Linked DNA regions of Homo sapiens: region 2 is linked to region 1. A link is a contact called in ENCODE Hi-C or POLR2A ChIA-PET data. All regions are on one chromosome and are shown on one strand. Each heading gives the region's core, a stretch centred on a gene start or an enhancer-like site at or near the end of the contact. The rest is flanking DNA. Distances are from core to core; before and after follow the strand shown. Region 1 has its middle 25 kb from the start of LINC02432. Region 2 overlaps INPP4B (inositol polyphosphate-4-phosphatase type II B).

What was found. A loop is a pair of places that touch in the nucleus more often than their neighbours do. ChIA-PET counts read pairs that join two places held with the same protein, here RNA polymerase II (POLR2A). Pooled maps may share reads with other maps.
Region 2: a loop to region 1 is called in a map of endothelial cell of umbilical vein, with 9 times the contacts of the local background. The contact joins two enhancer-like sites. A Hi-C loop is called at or near these places in 6 of 168 maps with a recorded cell type or tissue (CD4-positive, alpha-beta memory T cell, GM12878, endothelial cell of umbilical vein and 1 more), 31 of 37 single-sample maps with no recorded cell type and 17 of 50 pooled maps. POLR2A ChIA-PET finds 5 or more read pairs at or near these places in 1 of 52 experiments (activated T-cell).

What each region holds. Positions count from the first base shown.
Region 1 is chr4:141,306,100-141,309,052 of GRCh38, reverse strand. No RefSeq gene overlaps it. Among named protein-coding and RNA genes, the nearest start is that of LINC02432, 25 kb to the left of the region's middle. Within about 2 kb of position 1,677, at least 3 of the 41 ENCODE cell types and tissues checked have a DNase peak (open chromatin) inside an H3K27ac peak, as active enhancers do.
Region 2 is chr4:142,120,788-142,123,702 of GRCh38, reverse strand. INPP4B (inositol polyphosphate-4-phosphatase type II B) reads left to right here. Exons shown (of 26, transcript NM_001101669.3): 20 at 288-411; 21 at 1,458-1,575. Among named protein-coding and RNA genes, the nearest start is that of IL15, 490 kb to the right of the region's middle. Within about 2 kb of position 1,567, at least 2 of the 41 ENCODE cell types and tissues checked have a DNase peak (open chromatin) inside an H3K27ac peak, as active enhancers do.

The DNA.
Region 1 (2,953 bases), core at 428-2,927:
TTATGATTCGAAGAATAGTGTGGACAGTAGGCAGACAAGAGCAGAATCAGATATGAGGCATCACAGATAAGACCTGCTCTCATGGCCCCTGCTGATGTGTAAGGCATTTCCCCCGAACCTCTTCTGCAGGTCAAGAAGACACTTTGCTCCTTCCTTTATCCTAACCCTCTGCCCAAACCTGAGAAAAATATGACAGAGGCCCATTGCAGTTTAGAAGGTCTTTATACTAACCCCAAGATTCTCATTTAGGAAAGAGTCCATAATGGTTTCACTGGAGTGAAGCAAAGGCAACTGTACAAATATAATCAGCCCACTGAAGGTTCTGGCCTACAACATAAGAGTTTCTTCTGTTTAGCACCATCAAACACTCTCGTGACTGCACATATCAATAACTTTAAGAAGTTACCTTCTCCCCACTTGGACACAGGGTGGGGAACATCACACACCAGGGCCTGTCGTGGGGTTGGGGGAGGGGGCAGGGATAGCATTAGGAGATATACCTAATGTAAATGACGAGTTAATGGGTGCAGCACACCAACATGGCGCATGTATACATATGTAACAAACCTGCACGTTGGCACATGTACTCTAGAACTTAAAGTATAGTAAAAATAAATAAATAGAAGTTACCTTCTCCCTTTTTGGAGGGCAATTTGACCACATCTATTAAAACTTTAAGTGCTCATAAAATTTGACCTTGCAATTTTACATCTGGCATCCATCCTACAGAAACACTGAAGTCTGTGCACAGAGTTACAAACACAAGAACATTCACTTTGCATTATTTGTAATAGTGAAAATTGAAAACCTTAATGTTTCATCAGTATAATGGTTAATTAATTCATGATAATCCATATTACAGATAGTTATGCAAAAGAAGACCAATTTGAACTCATGGAAACAGTGACACGATTTATGGTTAAGTGGGGGAAAAAACTAGTTTCAGGATAATATGTATGGCAAGATCCCACTCTTGGAGAGAAAAAAAGATATATGTGTACAGTGTATGCACCTGTGTCTGTAAAGGCCCACAACAAAGTCATCAAACTATTAACAGCAGTGGCCTTTGAGAAAGGGAGTGTGAGTGGAATGAAGAGGCCAAAGAGAGAATACAGATTGCTCAGCACTTCATAGTGTGATTTAATCTTTTGTAATAATAATGCATTTGTACATTTCCTATGTGACTTTTTTTAACTAGAAAAAATAAACAACAACAAAAAAAACAAGAAATACAGAAATGTGGTTGGCCTAAAAATCTTGGGTATTACTTCTTAATTTTAACAAAAATGTTCTTACAATCCTAGTCTGGTTGCTATTCCAGCCTTTCTAAATTCCTGACCTTCACTGCTCATCAAATTCTAATTAACCTTGTGGTTCCCCAGAGTCTTGCAGGTGTCCGGACCGGCTGGTGTCTCCTGGAGCAAACCAGCCCTCCTTCTTGTGGTAGGCAACTGCCTGGGTGCTAACTCCTCGGTGACAGCAGTGTAAATGATTCCATTGGTCTTCTAGGAGGCAGGAACTTCACAGACCTCAGTGCATAATAACAAATTCAATGCTTAACAGGACTTGTCATGCATGGAAGGAGCTGCGGTCGCCACCACAGTGGTCACAGGACCACAAGTGTGAAGTGAAGAGCTGGCTCTGACAGTGATTGCTCTCTCTAAACAGGTCAGGGTTTGTTCTGCCTCAGTACAAACAAACAGTGCCCTCTTCTGCCCAGCAGCAGAACTTCTCTTCAAAACCATCACCTTGTCAGAGTATCTGGAACTTTCACCCTGTTAGGTTGTTCACTGCAAAATGAGCCAAAGAAACTGGAAAATAACACTGATGAGGGAGAGGTCATCTGTCGGAAAGCTGTCACTCTGATTCTGCCCTAAATTCATGTCCCAATTTTACAAGCATTCTATTTTAACCGCAGAGAAGATGAAAAGATTTAAATAATAGAGTAAGTTACATCTATCAAACTGGCCAAAAAAAAAAAAAATTTAAGTGCTTAAACTTTGTATTGCTATGATAAAATATTATCCATGGTATGGAATATCAGTTCAAGCTTTCTGAGAAACAGTCTGGCAGCTGGTTACCATTTTAAAAATATCCTTTATTACATTTTAGTTCAATAATTATTTATTTGGGAATATTTCATGAAAAAAATAGACACAAAGACAATGAAGTAATTTACATAAAGATGCTTAGAGCCATGTCATATTTCATTATTATATACTGAAAAACTGGAAAAACTCAAGTACAAATGGCAAGCAGTAAATAAATTGTTATATGAAGTACAATATAGTATTACAATGCTTTACTATAAAGCCATTATGAATTGTAATTTCAGGCCAGGCATAGTGGCTCATGCCTGTAATCCCAGCACTTTGGGAAGCCGAGGCACGTGGGCTGCTTGAGCTCAGGAGTTTGAAACCAGCCTGAGCAACATGGCAAAACCTCGTCTCTACAAAAAATACAAAAATTGGCCACGTGTGGCGATGCACGCCTGTGGTCCCAGCTACTCAGGAAGCTGAGGTGGGATGATTGCTTAAGCCCAGGAGGTTGGGCTGCAGTGAACCTAGATAGCACAAATGCACTCCAGCCTGGGCGGCAGAGTGATACCCTATCTCAAAACAAACAAAAAATGGTAATTTCAGGGACTGACATAATAGATTTACTGTATATATGATACTGGAAAAACATAGAATACAAAATGATGCTCATACTCTTACTATAATGCAAGTGTATACAATGGTAAAGGATTTTAGAGTAAACAGAGTTTAGTATACACTCTTATATCTAAAGATAGTTCAGTATGAAGCAATATAGAAAGGTAGGAGAGGGAAAGAAAGCAAGACAGAAAACAAAATCTATTAGCTATTGTGTCATGCCTCATTTCTAACTGCCTCATCTCAAAGTATCATTTTCTCTGTTTTGGAAGCCAGAGAAATCTATTTTACTTCACTAA
Region 2 (2,915 bases), core at 318-2,817, 810 kb before region 1:
ATGAATTTACTGTTAGAAATGGTAGATATAAGATTTGAAGACCTATCAACCTTACTCCTGTCCATGTTCTTTTTCCCTTTGCACTTCTACCTTCCCCAAGACTTTTATACACAGCAATTCTAGATCAAAGACTGTCAACTTGTTTTACTATGCCTACCAAATAGTTGTAGTTTTGTTATACATACCTGATAATCGAATCTGTGATGCCTCAGAAGTCTTAAAATATTTCAAAATAAAACAAATACGTTTGCTAACTGCAGTAAATCTCATCAATATTTTTTTTTCAGCTTGCTGGATTGGTTTGTGGTTTTATCATCAAATTACAGACAAGTCTGTATGACCCAGGCTTCCTACAGCAGCTTCACACAGTGGGGTTGATAGTACAATATGAAGGACTGCTAAGTACATACAGTGAGTATTGCTTTAGTACAAGTTAAAATCACATTTCTATTCAGAAGGACATTTAATCCAGAAATTTTTCAAGAAAACATAAAAATAAGTAAACCTTTATTGTGCCAAGTATTACAAAAATAATATAACTTTCAGTTTTTTGCATTCACCTTGTAACTTACTTTTGCCTCCTATTATGCTTTGAAAATGGAATTATAGATTATTTCAGAGTGGACTCCTGAGCAGCCATCTGGCTTTTTTAATATAAAAGGCTCTGTGCCAACATAGTTGCAATGACTGGATTTTAAAGTCTCAACCCTGTAATGTCTAGAACTGCACTGTTCAATATAGTAGCCTTGTGTGACTTTTGGGTAATTGAAATGTGTCTAGTCCAAATCAATAAGTACTAGATATGCATACCAGATTTCAAAAACTAGTTTTAAAAGATATTTTATATTGATAATTAATAATTTCATATTAATTTACAATTGAAATGGTATTTTGGATATACTGGATTAAGTAAAATATATTATTAAAATTAATTCTACCTTTTTAATTTCACTCTTTTAAAAAATGACTACCAGGAAATTTAAAATTATATATGTGGCTCACATATTTCTGTTAGAGAGTGCTGATCTGGAATCTTAATGATCTCCCTGTCAGGCTTCATTTGTTAATGTATGGAGATGCAAAACTAGCATGAACCTGGGTCAGTGATGATAAATTCAGCTACCTCTGTTATTTCTAGACAACAGATATCAGTCCTGCCAGTAGAAAGAAAGGTGCACAAATCACAAAGGGGTTAAAACACTCTCTCCAGCCTCACAGCAAATGTCCACGTTCTTCCTTCCCTCAAAGGGTAGATTGACTTCTGAAGTCCATTGAAATGGTTCTCATTTCACTAAGAAACACCTTCAGCCTCTGAGGAAAAGTGTCTAGAGTAGGTTCACTGCATTCAGAAACTCATTCAATAAAATGCTAGAACAAATTCCAGCAGGGAGGCATAGTAGCTAGTGACATTTTCCTCAAATGTTTGTTTGTAGCTAAGTGCCTTTTCTATTGTTTAGGCGATGAAATTGGAATGCTAGAGGACATGGCCGTTGGCATTTCCGATTTAAAGAAAGTTGCATTTAAAATAATTGAAGCCAAATCCAATGATGTGTTGCCAGTTATAACAGGAAGACGGTAAGCAGTGCTCACTTCCTGAAGACCAGGCTTTGTTAGACATGTCGTGTTAACTCCTGTCAGAGGAGGCAAGGAGAATTCAGGTTTGATTTGGGAATATTTCTTTTGTTTTTTTTCTTTTCCTTTTTGGTAAGAAATACACATGGATGATATGATAGGGGACAATCTCAAAAAACTCCTGGAAGTCTCATGAATGTTTTAAATTGTAGTGAGTTGAGTATGGCAGTACTCTCCCACAAAATACAAGAAATTCAAAATAATAGCCTGCATGAGAACATTTTTCTCCTTATTACTATCTCATCCAAAGCTCTGGGTGTTTTTACTTTTGCGGGAGTTGTTCAGTTAATAGACTCATAATTCTTGAAATGACTTTAAATTAAATTCAGTTAAAAGCAGCAACATTTTAGAAAAGATATATTTCTGTGTCAGGGGAATATACCACCATTTTTCTTAATTATTTTTGACAATTCACTCTCAGACTATGAGATTTCCGAGAAGGGTTTTCAATAAATAGCTTCGAAGGTCAGTGTATGATAGGCAAAATGTCAGAAATAATTAAGAAAAATGATGGTGTGTAGAACAGACCTCCAATAGAAGAGGTACATCTTATAGTAAGTTGTCTCAATCAGAGGTCCAAACTATTCCGGTGTTAGTGCTTTTAATTGCTGCATGAGGATATTTAAAATTTGAAACATTCTGGGGTCATGTTCAAAACATATGAACATACAAAAGGGAGAGCCTTTTCATGCTAGAGAGAGATGCAAAACACACTGAGTATAAAGTTCAAAGTAAACTTGTTTTCCTGTTGATAGTAAACATATAATAATTATTTTAAATGTTATGAAGGATACCCAGAACCACATAGTTGACTGAAAGGTGACTTTCTTACTCACAAAAAAACCCACATCCTCAGAAACTAAATATTTACCTAGAATTAATGCTTAACTTGCCATTCATTTGGGAGAAAAAGAATAAAATTGCTCATACGCACACCTGAAAAACAGTACAATTCTATATTTCTCTCAAGTTTACTATCAAAAGTGAAACACTAACACTTATATCACAATGTTTAAGGGAAGCTTACCAGGCCATTTAGTGTAGGCAGAGTACAGCATGCTTTTTCTGAGGAAGTTCTTCAAACAGTATTGAAACTCAAAAGTGATCATGCAGGTAGGGGCATGGCTCCTAGAATGATGAAGTGAGCAGCTTAGCACACCCTCTCTCCAAAAGGAATATTACAACTGGAAATAACAATCCAAAACAACCATTTTAGGATAAACAGAATAAATTGGATGCACACCACAAATTCAGAAGTACTTATTTGTGAGAAACTAGTGAAC